Linked DNA regions of Homo sapiens: regions 1 and 3 are each linked to region 2. Evidence: chromatin contacts called from ENCODE Hi-C or POLR2A ChIA-PET data. All regions are on one chromosome and are shown on one strand. The core of a region is the stretch at or near the end of the contact, and the rest is flanking DNA. Distances in the headings are between cores, read along the strand shown. Region 1 holds the start of FOXO1 (forkhead box O1). Region 2 holds the start of LCP1 (lymphocyte cytosolic protein 1). Region 3 overlaps TMEM272 (transmembrane protein 272).

Region 1 (4,393 bases), core at 686-3,185, 5.5 Mb after region 2:
CTGGATCGGGGGCTGCTTCTGCAGAGTGTAATTGGAAAGGTGGGGGGAAGCAACAGCTGTACTTTGGGGGCCTGCCTTTGAGCTCATCATCTGAGTTACTGAGGTCCCCTAGCGGCTGTCAGAGGAGGCCCAGACTGTCCAAATTTGATAGTAAACGTGAAGAGACCACAAGACCAGGGTGGGAACCAGTCCCCGCCCGTCCCCAATCCATCCGGCTCACGCTCCCCACCCCACCCATGCCTAGTATCAGCAAGAAGCTGTTGTGATAAATAGATTATGAAGAAACAGGAGCCCGGACTAGAGAGACGATAGTGAGAATATAAAAGAAGAAAGATAATCTCTCTCAATCTTTTTAACTTTTGTAAGAGGCCTAATTTTTCCTTTTTTCCCCTCTTTTCTCTTTTATTTTTTCAACAACCTCTTGTCCAACTGACTAATTTTCTCTAGATGCCACTTTTTCCATTGCAGAATTACTTGTAAGAAAGAAAGGGATTAAAAAACAAGAGTTGGAAGCTGTCCTTTTGGACAAGATATTTAAAACCCTACTGTCCATCTTCCATCCTAAGTGGTCCCATCTTTCTAAAAGGAAATGCCTTCCATATTCTTCCTAAAAAAGCAAAAGCATAACAAAACAAAACTGGAAAACTGTTTCTTCTGCTTGAGACACAAGGGCCATTATCTTCCCACCTTTGGCCCCACTGATCCTTGACAGGATGTCCTGGACCTGCAGCCCAGATGAGGAAAGGTGGGGTGTGGGTGGGGGGTTGACTGACACACACAGCAAGTAGCCTCAAGGAATTTGGGGGTGGGGCAGGCTGCGCCCCAAGGCTTTGGTCCTATCTCCCGCCCCCCTTGCGTTTTTACTTAACACCCGATCACTTCCGTTGCAAATAAAAAAGAAGTAACAAACAGCTAAATTTAATTAGGGATAAGTAATAAAATGACCTGGTTCTCTCTAACTGCGCTCCTGAGCCCTTCGCTGCCGGCCCTGGACTTAGTGGACGGAGCGGGAGATTCCCGCCCAGGGGAAGAGGTTCCCACGGAGGGCATGCGGTCGCGGGTGCCTTTGGATTCGTGTGTTCAGGGAGGCCAGATAATCTCCTCCCCGCGCCGGAGCCCCTGTTCCTCATTTCTAGCATTTTAAAAAAGGTCAAGAATACAGTGAATCCGGCTGGGGGCTGCCGGCTGGGTGACGCGCCTCTGGCTAGACCGAATGGCACAGGCTGAGCCCGGGGGTGCGGACCGGTGGGCACGGAGAAGGGTCCCTCGGCGCGGACTCGACTGCAGGAGCCGCGGCGCCGGGGGTGGGGGGCGTGTGCCGCTCGCGAGGGGGCCGGAGGACTTGACAGATCGCAGCGAAAGAAAACATTAAACCAAAACAAAACCCACCGATTCCCCACGTCGTTCAGCAAAGACATCGTGGGTGGAGCCAGGAGGGAGCGATTGAGTAGAATTCCTCGCGGCCGCCTCCGCCCGCCCACCCCGCGCCCCCGGCCCTCGGCCCCCTGCCCTGCCAGCCCGCCGGGCTCGGCCCGCAGCGGAGGTCAGGGAGCAGCGAGCGCCTCCTCCCACCCGGGCTTCCCGAGTACTCGGCTCTGCTGCTCCGTAGTAAACAAAGTGTCGCCGGCGCCTCCACGCTGGTTTGCTTCCTAGCAATCAAAACACTGAGAAGGCGAGAGAATCACAGAAACACTCGAGAATTACCAGAAAATAATAGAGATCCAAAAAAAAAAAAAGGAGGTGAGTGTGTGAAAGAGAAAAACACCCCACTACCCCCCACCAGCCCACCGCCGCCTCCCCGTGGAAAACCGGGCCCCACCCAGCCCGGCGCCCACTGGCTGCCCGGGCGGCGGTGCCGCATGCCCATTGGCCGCGCGGGCTGTCGGTCAGGGGCGGGCCGGCGCGCGCGCCGCCGCGGGCGGGGGGCGGCGGCAGATCCCGTAAGTCGGGCGGCCTGGTAGTCGCAGCAGCCGCTGCCGCAGCCGCCACATTCAACAGGCAGCAGCGCAGCGGGCGCGCCGCTGGGGAGAGCAAGCGGCCCGCGGCGTCCGTCCGTCCTTCCGTCCGCGGCCCTGTCAGCTGGAGCGCGGCGCAGGCTCTGCCCCGGCCCGGCGGCTCTGGCCGGCCGTCCAGTCCGTGCGGCGGACCCCGAGGAGCCTCGATGTGGATGGCCCCGCGAAGTTAAGTTCTGGGCTCGCGCTTCCACTCCGCCGCGCCTTCCTCCCAGTTTCCGTCCGCTCGCCGCACCGGCTTCGTTCCCCCAAATCTCGGACCGTCCCTTCGCGCCCCCTCCCCGTCCGCCCCCAGTGCTGCGTTCTCCCCCTCTTGGCTCTCCTGCGGCTGGGGGAGGGGCGGGGGTCACCATGGCCGAGGCGCCTCAGGTGGTGGAGATCGACCCGGACTTCGAGCCGCTGCCCCGGCCGCGCTCGTGCACCTGGCCGCTGCCCAGGCCGGAGTTTAGCCAGTCCAACTCGGCCACCTCCAGCCCGGCGCCGTCGGGCAGCGCGGCTGCCAACCCCGACGCCGCGGCGGGCCTGCCCTCGGCCTCGGCTGCCGCTGTCAGCGCCGACTTCATGAGCAACCTGAGCTTGCTGGAGGAGAGCGAGGACTTCCCGCAGGCGCCCGGCTCCGTGGCGGCGGCGGTGGCGGCGGCGGCCGCCGCGGCCGCCACCGGGGGGCTGTGCGGGGACTTCCAGGGCCCGGAGGCGGGCTGCCTGCACCCAGCGCCACCGCAGCCCCCGCCGCCCGGGCCGCTGTCGCAGCACCCGCCGGTGCCCCCCGCCGCCGCTGGGCCGCTCGCGGGGCAGCCGCGCAAGAGCAGCTCGTCCCGCCGCAACGCGTGGGGCAACCTGTCCTACGCCGACCTCATCACCAAGGCCATCGAGAGCTCGGCGGAGAAGCGGCTCACGCTGTCGCAGATCTACGAGTGGATGGTCAAGAGCGTGCCCTACTTCAAGGATAAGGGTGACAGCAACAGCTCGGCGGGCTGGAAGGTGAGTGGACTCGGCGCGCGGCCGGACCTTGGGGGCGCGGTGGGTCAGGCGAGGGCGCAGCTGTGCAGGTTTGCTCGGCCTGAAGGTGCGGAGCAGGAGGGCAGCGCGTTCCCAGGAGGGCGGGCGAGAAGCGGTGGTCGCGGTGGCCTCGCCCGGGTCCGGTCGGGGACGGCAGTAGGTGTGCGTGCGCGCCAGTCAGGAGTTCGCGTGGGACGCGGTAAGGGGCTCGTTGGGGAACTAAGTAAAGAAAGTGCGCCAAGAAGTGGACGTCAGAGCGAGGCCGAAAAGTTTGCCAGTGAAAGGAGAAAGGGGTTCGCTGGGAGCGGCAACCCCCGGCCCGCGCCGACTGCTTCGGCTGCCCCTTCCCTCCCGGACCTCCGCGGGGGGAGGGCGGGTTCTCTCCGGCCGCGCCGCGGAGCTGTTTCCGCCGGGCGCGGCGGGGGAGGGCGCGGCGAGGGGCCCCGGAGCCTCGCTGCCCCGGGACCGGGCTGCAGGTGGAGGGGACAGGCAGGGCGCGACCGGCCGGGGACGGTGCAGGGCCTGCCGGGCAGTTTCTGGAGGCGGTGCGCATTTTGCTTTGTTTTGGTTTTCTCCGGAGTGGCCTCGAGTGCCGGGGGCCCGGCGTCCCGAGCCCGAGGTGGTGCCTCCGACACGTGCGAAGGGGCGGCCACCGCCTGCGGAGCGCCGGCGCCTGGCCGCGCGGGGCGAGCTAAAGTTCAAGTGTGACCCTCGGCGGGGGCGGGCGCGGGCGGTGGCGGTGGCGGTGGCGGTGGCGTGGGAGGGGCCCCGGGCGCAGGAAGCCCGCGCCTTTAAAGGGCCAGCGCGTCGGGGCCGGGCGCCGTGGGGCCAGCGTTTCTCCATGCGGGGAAGCGCCCGAACTTGGTCTTGCCCCTGGTAGGAGGCTTTTAGTTAGAAACACAGAGGCTGCCCTGAGGGGCCGGGGGCTGGGATGTGTGAGTCTTTTCCTGCCTTGCCACCCTATTCTTGAGCATGGAGGACCAGGCGGGGGGGCTTTGCGACCAATGTTTTGAGGGAGTCGGAGTGGCGGTGCGCGTCGAGGGAGCGGTGCCTTGAAGGAGGATTTTTGCCATTTTTGCCTTTCAGAGCGTGGCCAGGAGAGACTTAGCGTGGGGGCAGGCACTTCCCGACTCCGAGGAGAAGGCCCGGGGGCCCTCGGCTCCGGGGAGGCTTCCCGGGGGCGGGGTCCAGTCGTGGCGCGGCCTCCCCAAGCTGACAGTTTCTCACTGTCACCGGTGGCGGAATTGCTGTAAAGGCTGTCTAGTTGAGCTAAACACCTCCCTCCCCTCCTCCGAGACGGAGTCTCGCTCTGTCGCCAGGCTGGAGTACCGTGGCGCGATCTCGGCTCACTGCAACCTCCGACTCTCTGGTTCAAGCGATTC
Region 2 (4,391 bases), core at 1,219-3,718:
TGGAGGCTCATAGAGGGTGGGCTGAGAAAGGTCCACTCCGGCTTCAGGCCATAAGGGGGCGCACTGTCTGTACAGAACATAAAAACGTAAGAAAACCAAAAGTCAGTCTTCTGTTTACTAGTACTATGCTGCACAAGCAATTTAAAACACCAACAGCAAAAAAATACACTTCTCTGAAAAAGTCTTGGTCTAGGACCTAAACAATTGCCTGAAACTGGGTAGACTTACACCAATGAGAGGCAGATAAAGAGATTAAGATTGAGGGAGTAGGGCAGGGCTTGCAATGGTGCCGGCCAGGATGTGGCTGAGGGGGTGTGGGTGCCTGCCGTGGATGCTAGGGTAGAAGACGACTCTATTAACTGGGTGGCTGTAAGCAGTACCCAGGTCAATGCCTTTCATCTTCTACAACCTCGACGTTGCCTGGAATCCTAAATCTTTTTCTTCACTTAACAAACATCACCTCTGCTCAAATCTGCAACTGCTTTGATATCACACTGCCTTTTTCACCCCTCTATTATAGATGGCATTTATTTACTTACATGTTTTTTCCCCACTAGACTATACTCCTTGAGAACAGCGATTGTGTCTTATTTATTTCTGAATCACCAATTCAGACAGGCATGCAAACACTTGCTGAACCAATGCACAAATATATTTTGCTCTTCTTCATAGATTCCTCCGGCCTCAGATGACCAGGCACCACTAGATACAGAACACTGTGCTTTCCTTCTCCAAGGTAAAGGAATAAATATCTGTTCCCCTTCATGAAGTGTTACTGTTGGGCCTTTATGCCATCCTGAAGCCACCAGGATGTGGAACCAGATCAGGGAGGTCCACAGTTACAACCCCTTGTATCTGTAACACCAGCAGGACATTATCTACAGAGTCCTGCTGCAGGGCCCCGAATGAAGACAGCATTTTGCTGCTTTGTAGCGTGAGCAGTGCTGTAACAGTGATGCATGGATGTTCCTCTGGTGTCCTGAAAGAATGTAGGTGCTTCTTGAAAGCTCTCTGCAACTTATTAATTGGGAGTGATTATGCGATGGAGAAAACAGAGTCCCATCACCCCCTCAGTCTTCCCTGGGAAATCACAAGAGGGCTGATAGCTCTCTGTGAGGTGAACCGTTTCTAGAATCCCCACCGTCTCGTCCTGTTCTTCCGCCCACCCAGTTCCTCAAGATAGCCCCTGTGGGCTTCTGATGAAGTCACCACACCACTGGCTAATGAAGTAGATAAACCAGAACAGTTTGGTTTAACATTTAAGGTCAGAAACAGGAACTTTCTAGAGGAGAAATCAAAAAAGCAAAAGAAGTATAAGGGCAGCCCTCCAACCAGTCAGAATACCGTGACCACCTGAGAGGCCCGTGGCCCAGCGGACACGGACGCATGTCAACTCTGGAGCAGATATCTTCAGCGCAGCATCTGACCTGGGAGTACAGCCACATACCCTCATTCCTAAACGGCAGATTGACTACTGGAGTCACACACAGTCTCCGGGCAATGTGGAGACATGTCTAATATTTAGTCAACATAACTCAGGGTGCCACAGTCTTCACAACTGTTGTGAGCACTTGAGGATGCTCCATTTGAAGATAGGAATTTGCCCTCAAGCATCTGGGGTTTGGGTACAGAACAGAGCTTCCCCTGCCACCACCTGCTAATTTTATAAAATGTGCATTCAAAAAAAAATCCTGCCTGTAAGAAGGAATTAAGCTACCCATTTAAATATAACAGCTGCCTGTGCAATCTACTGCTGCTCTTTATAGGAAACGCTTAAATAATTGAGATACTTAATTGGGTTAAAGAGATCCCTAGCACATAGATGTTCTATAAATAAAAGAATGAGTAAATAATCTAGTAACCTTCCTTTTCATGTCCTTCACTTAAAGAGATCGTTCTGTTTTGTTTGCACCAATAAGATCACTGTTAGAGGACTCCAGAGAGGTTTGATTTCAGGTGGGGTGGGGCTTTCCCAAGGAAGTCCCTTTTCATTTGTTTCAGGTGTACTGCCACCTTTTTCCCTGGCTCTTTCACTAAAAATGAAAAATTTGTTGATCTTTGCTGTAAGTAGGTAGGCATCTGGGCTTTGCTTTTGCAACTAGAGTCAAAGAAGTCAAGTTATCAGGCTGATCTTGCCTTGCTATCTAGAATCAGAAAGGTTTAAGTAGCCCAGGGACTACTCAAAGACAGCTGGAGGAGAAAGGGAGAGAGAAAAATGCTTATAAAGAGGTGGGCAAAAGAGCGGGACCTTGTCTCAAAAAAAAAAAAAAAAAAGAGGAAGTGGTAGGAGGTGTCTGAATTTCACTGTGACCTGTTCTGTCAGGTGATTTTTGGTGGGGCGGGGACATGAAAAAAAAGTTAAAATGTCCTTATAAAGACAAAATCTTTTTCTTTCCTGGCTGATGATTTGTCATTCTAGTCACTTCCTGCCTTGTGACCACACACCCAGGCTTGACAAAGCTGTTCTGCAGATCAGAAAGAAGGGGTTCCTGGTCATACACCAGTACTACCAAGGACAGCTTTTTTCCTGCAAGGTAAATGTTCTTCATGTGTTTTTGTTGGTTTTAAGCGCTTGTGATGCACTTCGGCACTGTTTCTGTGGATTGTGGGTTTTGCCTTCAGGGGACCAGAGATCTGAGCATGTCACCTGAGACCTCTGTGATTCCTGCCACTGTCTAACTGGCCAGGACATCTGCCGCCACCTCGCGTGGCCATCCAAGATGGAGCACCTCGGCTCTCTGGGCTGGGTTCTTCTCAACTTATCTGCAGTTATCACCCCTGCCCAAAATTAAGGTTTCTTTTTCCTTTTAAAACCAAACCATGTTCTGGTTTATTTCTATTGCTCTATTTCACGGAGGCTATTTACTGTGATTTTATCTTCTTTAAAATGTTTTCAGGAAAAGCGCGTATTGATAATTTAGATTGTATGGCTTATTGGCCCAATGGGGGTAGTTTAATTTTAGTTCCTGCGGTTCTGTTTTTCTAAAAAACTTCTTTACAGTACTTTAGTGGATAAATTATCTAGAGTCATATGTTACTGAATGTGATACTGGTTATTTGAGTGATTTTTGGCGCCAAGGGTTTTTAATGGGTGTGCTTTATAACCACATGGAATTAGAGGTTTTCTCTTTTCCATTTGTTCTCTAAAAATAAAAGCAATTTGTATAATGCTTAATTGTAGTGTTTTTGTAGGATTGTCTGAATTATTTGTTATGCTTATGACCATATCAATGAATATTCACTCAAATTCTGGGAGAAAGGCTTTTATCTACAATAGAAATTTTTACACAGTTGATATGGGATATTTATTTCAGAAACTGCCCAAACATAGACACTTTGGATTTTGTAGTATAAGCTTTTACTTAATTACCACTATCACATAACACTAAGAACCATTGACAAATGATAACTATAAAAGCCATTCAGACTGGAAATGCGAACATTAATCAGGATGTTTATCAAAACCGAACTTTTCTTTTACACAGCAACTTGTTTTCTAAAATTACTCTGTCAGAACTATCAGTAAGCAAATAAAGGTGGCTTATCCACACACATCTTGATTTTGAATTTACATACATTTGTCATAAGTTTGGTTTCTATTAAGTATAATTGTTTAAAGAATGTCTGTGTAGACAAATTTGAATAGAATTAATCATTTACCTATAAATGTGAATTTCTGGAAACTGCAAAATGTGACCACCAATGTTACTTTGCACATCTCACCTGAATAGTTTCAAACAAGCAAAAATGTGAAACTGAGATAAGAGGGACTTGAACCCCGTAAAAGAACAGACTAAAAATATGTTGTGTCTTATTTTAAGTAAAACTATTAATGAGAATAAAATAAATTCGAATGTGAAGGAATGTCAGTATTTTTCTTATATTTACGAAGGAATAAAAAAGAACTATGCGAAAGTTAATTCAAAATATAAAGGTCCCCTGTTTAAAGTTAAGTTTACATTGCTAAAGCATCAACCCCATATGTTACAAAGATATTCCTCTTCATTCTAGCTCACCCCCAGGAACATCAGGGGAAAAATCTTCTAGGTCTTGCCCTTTGAACAAGCACTGCTGTGGTGGGATGGAGTTGTGCCTAGGAGGACATTTCCTTAGCAATCCCAGAGACCCTTTTCTTTGTAGCATTTAAATTTTTGTCTCTTTTGTAAATTATGCCTTGAAACAATTGGTAATTTGGGAAACAATTTCAGTGCTTTAACTTCATTTATAATTCTATCTCTGAACCCTTTGGGGAAGGGAAGACCAACAAGTAAAGTCTCATTTACTTGTTGTTAAAGTACCATTTAACTTGGAGAGGACAGGAAATTAATAATAGCACTCAATAATTATGAGCACGTAGTGTAAGCAGCTACTCTTTATGCATTACCTCGTTT
Region 3 (4,638 bases), core at 375-2,874, 5.6 Mb before region 2:
TTTATAAACTCCTTTTCCATAAGCTGTCAGACTTGGAGAGGTCCTGCAGGATATCTGGGCCTTGGCATCGGCAAAGTGATCACGAGAGATGTTCAGCTCTCTGAGAAGTGCAAGTCTTGGCTTGCATCCACTGTGTGGGAGCCCCAGGCGAGCTGCGACCTTCTCCTCCTGTCTGCTGACTTGCCACTGGAGAGAAAGTCAGGTTTCACAGGATGCTTAAGAAACTGCAGTGAAGAGGAAATGCAGGGGTCTGTGTGTTTCTAACCCAGTGCCTGCCCCTTCTTCTCCTTGCAGCCTGCTTCGTTGTTGTGCTCTGTGCTTTCCTGGCTCTGCCGCTGTCCATGACCTTCATAGGTAAGCTGCCTTCCGAGCTGCTGGACGCCACAGGTCAGCCAGGTTGGGGCATGGACCCAAGGCATGTAATCTTTAAACATTAAATATGTGTTTAAGAAGAACTGGCCAGCCCGATGATTCCCAGACACCTATGTGCCATCTCAGAATGACTTGGTGAAGATTTAAAAAATACACATTCCTGGGCCCCGCCCTGGGAGATATCAGTGCAGTATATCTGGGTGGGGACAGACACTCTCTTTTAGAAATCTGTCCCCAGATGATTCTGATCCCTCCAGCCCAAGTTTGGAAGTGACTGGGCTAGAGGTTTCCCAAAGTCCCTTCCCAGTTCCTATGTTCCCTTGTGGAAGCAGGTTGCAAGCAATACAAAAAATGCACCTGGCGTTAGGTGATGTATGGGCACTCTATACATTTTTTTTTTTTTTTTTTTGCTGAATGAATGAGTAAATATTTCCATAAATCACGTATATTAAACAACCTCATAATCCAGAAGTGTGAGGTCTAGCGAAGGTCAGGGGAGGGGCAGGATGGGGGAAGCTCCTTAAGTAGCTAAAAATTGTTATCACGTGTCAGTGAAATTAATCTCATGCTCCTGAACATTGCTAATGGGAGCCCTGTGTACAGGACCTAGCTACCCCTATTTACCTAGAAGCCCAGCATGGCTGGGCATGGTGGCTCACGCCTGTAATCCCAGCAGTTAGTGGGGCTGAGGCGGGCCGATTGCTTGAGCCCAGGAGTTTGAGACTAGCCTGGGCAACATAGTGAGACCTTGTCTCTACCAAAAAATGCAAGTCTTGACTTAAAAATTAGCTGGGTGTGGTTGCGTGTGCCTGTAGTCCCAGCTACTCGGGGGACTGAGGTGGGATGATCGTGCCACTATACCTCCAGCCTGGGCAACAGGACTGAGACCCTGTCTCCAAAAAAAAAAAAAAACACAAAAACAAAAAAGAAGCAGCTCAGCAGGCCCAGTGTTCTAGGTCCAAGCTCACAGCATATTGGAGCAGAAAGTAAAAGAGCATAGGAGTTGTTGCAAAACAGCAACAACGAAACACCCAGTACCCTAATTGCTTAATGGGTAGGAGCCTTCCTTTTGAGGTGATGAAAATGTTTTCGAACTAGATGGAGGTGGTAGTTGCACAACACTGTGAATCCACTAAATGCCACTGAATTATTCACTTTAGAATGGTTTCTTTTGTTATGTAAGTTTCACCCTGCCACCCCTGCTAAAGCCACAATACTAAAAATGGAAACAAAAACAGTATCCTTAGATCTGTAAGACATGAAAGCTAACAGCCTGACAGGAAATAAAAAAGAAGATAAGATTTTAAGGTTTGCAGAGAACTGAAACAGCCAAGTAGTCTGGGGCCATTTAGTGTAAGAGTGAACAATTCAATCACTTCAGCAGGCCCTGGTGCTGTGATTATTACAGTGCAATTCAAAAATTAACACTTATTATATGGCTCTGTTCTTCCAAGAAGAGTTCACAAGATGTTAGGCATGCCCTGCTTATGAAGTCGGGGGTACTCTCCAGAGGGCATTCTATGCAAAATCTGTAAGGTAAGAGAACCCTAGCCTTTGGACCCTGTGGTTAGTTACCTTTCTTTTTGCTTTCTTTTGAGACAGGGTCTCACTCTGTCGCCCAGGCCGGAGTGCAGTGGAGCGATCTCGGCTCACCGCACCCTCTGCCTACCCGGCTCAAGTGATTCTTGTGCCTCAGCCTCCTTAGTAGCTGGGATTACAGGCGCCCACCACCATGCCTGGCTAATTTATATATTTTTAGTAGAGACAGGGTTTCACCACGTTGGCCAGGCTGGTCTTGAACTCCTGACCTCAAGTGATCTGCCCGCCTCGGCCTCCCAAAGCGCTGGGATGACAGGCATGAGCCACCGCGCCCAGCCAGTTATCTTTCAAATGAACTTAACTGCAACAATTCATCCACCAATAAGGCTGCATAAAAGAGACAAGACCCCACAAGCCAATTCCCATGGATATTATATTAAAATCACCACATCCACTGCGGAAAGAGGGTTTTGGAGGTGTTATTGCTTCTAGAGCAATATTGGTTATAGAGTTTGTGTTTGGGGTGATGAAAACATTTTGGAAATAGATAGTGGTGATGGTTGCACAAGATGATGCATGTAATTATGCCGATGAATTGTACACTTAAATATGGTTAAAATGGCAATTTTTGTTGAGATATTTTATCACAATAACAAATATTTTAAAAATCACTACATTTGGTAGTTGTTATCAACTGAACTAGGGAGAGATCTAAAACCAAAAAGAATAATCGTGATACTGCAGATCAGACAAGAAAGAAAATCTAGAGTTAAGGTAGGTCCTAAGAAGTACATGAGAACACAGGGGGAAAGATGGCTTTTATTAAATTTATTAGGATCGTTTTAAGCCATCTGTGCACTGATTGACTCTCCTGTGAACAGCAGCTGTTTTTATTCATTGGGAATGAGCAGATATCTAAGCCATTACTCAATGTTCATTTCACAGCTGGCTTTTGAATTGAAAGGCAGTCCATGTCCAACAAATTTGGCACCAAGTACTTAAAGGTCTTTGTGTGAAAAGGCTGTGTTGAGACTTGGAAAGTATTTCCATTTAATAACAAATTCACCTAAACATCAGAGATAACTAAAAGACAAGCCTCCATAGGTTGATGATTGGATCAACGTGTATATTTGACTAAACTCTGTTTTGGGCCCTGAATTTATGGCTCTCTGTATACCTAGAAAATTTTGTTCATTTCAATGGAATATGGTGTAGTCATAGAAAAACAGTTTACTCCCTCTGCTTAAGTATCAAGGCATTTATAGGGAATAAAATTCCAAATCAAAGCTAAAAGTCTAAATGTCATTTAAACAGGAGGCTTTGGTTCTACAGTAAGAATTCCCTTTCTTGGACTCTGTTGACAGATGTGTTAGTCAGGGTAACTTAACTGTGCTACAGCCACAAATTAACCCTGGAATCCCAGTGGCTTAACACTGTAAGAGTTTATTTCTTGCTTACGCAAATTCCATCATGGCTCAGGGGGCATGGGGACTTCTCAGGCAATGTGATGACATAATAGTCCAGTCTGCTTCAATCTTGAGAACAATCCATCTCCACCCATGGTTTCCAGGTGGTCAAAGCAGAGGAAGCAAACAACGAATCATGTATCAGTTTTTAAATGCTTTGGCCTGGGCTGGGCACAGTGGCTCAGGCCTGTAATCCCACGCTTTGGGAGGCCCAGGCAGGAGGATCACTTGAGCCCAGGAGTTTGAGAACAAGCTGGGCAACATAGTGAGTCCTTCTTCTCTACAAGAAAAAAAGAATTAGCTGTGCATAGTGGCACATCCCTGTGATCCCAGATACTCAGGAGGCTGAGGTGGGAGAATCGCTTGAGCCTGGGAGGTTGAGGCTGCAGTGAGTTGTGACTGAATCATGCTACTGCACTCCAGCCTGGGCAACAGAGCAAGACTCTGTCTCAAAAAAAATAAATGCTTTGGCCCCAAGGTGTCCCACAGCCCACTGGTCAGAACTGGTCACACTGCCTTGCTACCCAACAAGGGCACATGCTGGGCAGTCAGTGTCTCCCATAGCAAAGGTGTGTGTTAGAATTCATCTGGAGCTTGGTTGTTTGAGCCAGACTGGTCCCTGAGGGAAATGGGCATTTCTTCTTTATATGTTAAATAGACACATCATATCATTGGTTAATAGGTCTAGGGAACAAAGACCTGAGAAAAGTAGACAGAGCATTGCTTTGGGGAGAAAAACTACCATTAAGAAAGGGTAGACTGGGTAGGCTGGCTTGGTAGTACTCTGTATCTGGTAGCTAAGGATATGTGAGTACACGCGTGTTTCCCAGCATGGGGTCCAGCGAGTGGCATGGTCAATGGTTATCATATGGTGACTGTGACTAACACGGCAGAGGGCTTGCTGCACAGGGAGGAAGAGCGGCTCCTCCCTGCCACCTGGCCCCTGGAAGCAGAGTAGATGAGAACCTCATTCACGCAGAGTCACATTTTGGAAATGTGACTCATAAATTGAACCTTATTTTAAGCATATCAAGAAAACCGTATATTTAAAGGGATCCTTTGAATCCTGAATCCTTGAAAACTTGAGTTCTCATACACTGGCTATTCAGAAAGGCAGAGTGCAACCCATAGCCAGTTAATACCCAGAAAAAAGGTGCAGCGACACCTGGTCCCTGCCCTGTCTGCGGGAGTATTTATCGCCACTCCGCTGTGAGAGCCATTTCTGCGGTGTCAATCCACTGAGCTTCCTGAGGATCAGGTG

What was found. Hi-C counts contacts between places; a loop is a spot of excess contacts on that map. ChIA-PET counts read pairs that join two places held with the same protein, here RNA polymerase II (POLR2A). Pooled maps may share reads with other maps.
Region 1: a loop to region 2 is called in a map of naive thymus-derived CD4-positive, alpha-beta T cell, with 36 times the contacts of the local background. The contact joins the promoter of FOXO1 here to the promoter of LCP1 in region 2. A Hi-C loop is called at or near these places in 1 of 168 maps with a recorded cell type or tissue (naive thymus-derived CD4-positive, alpha-beta T cell), 1 of 37 single-sample maps with no recorded cell type and 6 of 50 pooled maps.
Region 3: a map of naive thymus-derived CD4-positive, alpha-beta T cell shows a loop between it and region 2 (6-fold over the local background). The contact joins the enhancer-like site here to the promoter of LCP1 in region 2. A Hi-C loop is called at or near these places in 1 of 168 maps with a recorded cell type or tissue (naive thymus-derived CD4-positive, alpha-beta T cell) and 5 of 50 pooled maps. POLR2A ChIA-PET finds 5 or more read pairs at or near these places in 1 of 52 experiments (OCI-LY7).

The regions. Positions count from the first base shown.
Region 1 is chr13:40,664,183-40,668,575 of GRCh38, reverse strand. FOXO1 (forkhead box O1) reads left to right here and starts at 1,935. Exons shown (of 3, transcript NM_002015.4): 1 at 1,935-2,993. The coding sequence starts at 2,364. RefSeq lists an enhancer at 1,047-1,096 and silencers at 1,747-2,276, 2,507-2,646, 2,737-2,786, 3,307-3,816, 4,117-4,196.
Region 2 is chr13:46,180,254-46,184,644 of GRCh38, reverse strand. It overlaps LCP1 (lymphocyte cytosolic protein 1), which reads left to right and starts at 2,468. Exons shown (of 16, transcript NM_002298.5): 1 at 2,468-2,534. RefSeq lists an enhancer at 2,376-2,805.
Region 3 is chr13:51,822,282-51,826,919 of GRCh38, reverse strand. TMEM272 (transmembrane protein 272) reads left to right here. Exons shown (of 5, transcript NM_001351003.2): 3 at 295-354. Among named protein-coding and RNA genes, the nearest start is that of DHRS12, 20 kb to the right of the region's middle. Within about 2 kb of position 1,624, at least 14 of the 41 ENCODE cell types and tissues checked have a DNase peak (open chromatin) inside an H3K27ac peak, as active enhancers do; they include OCI-LY7, where a contact is called at or near this core.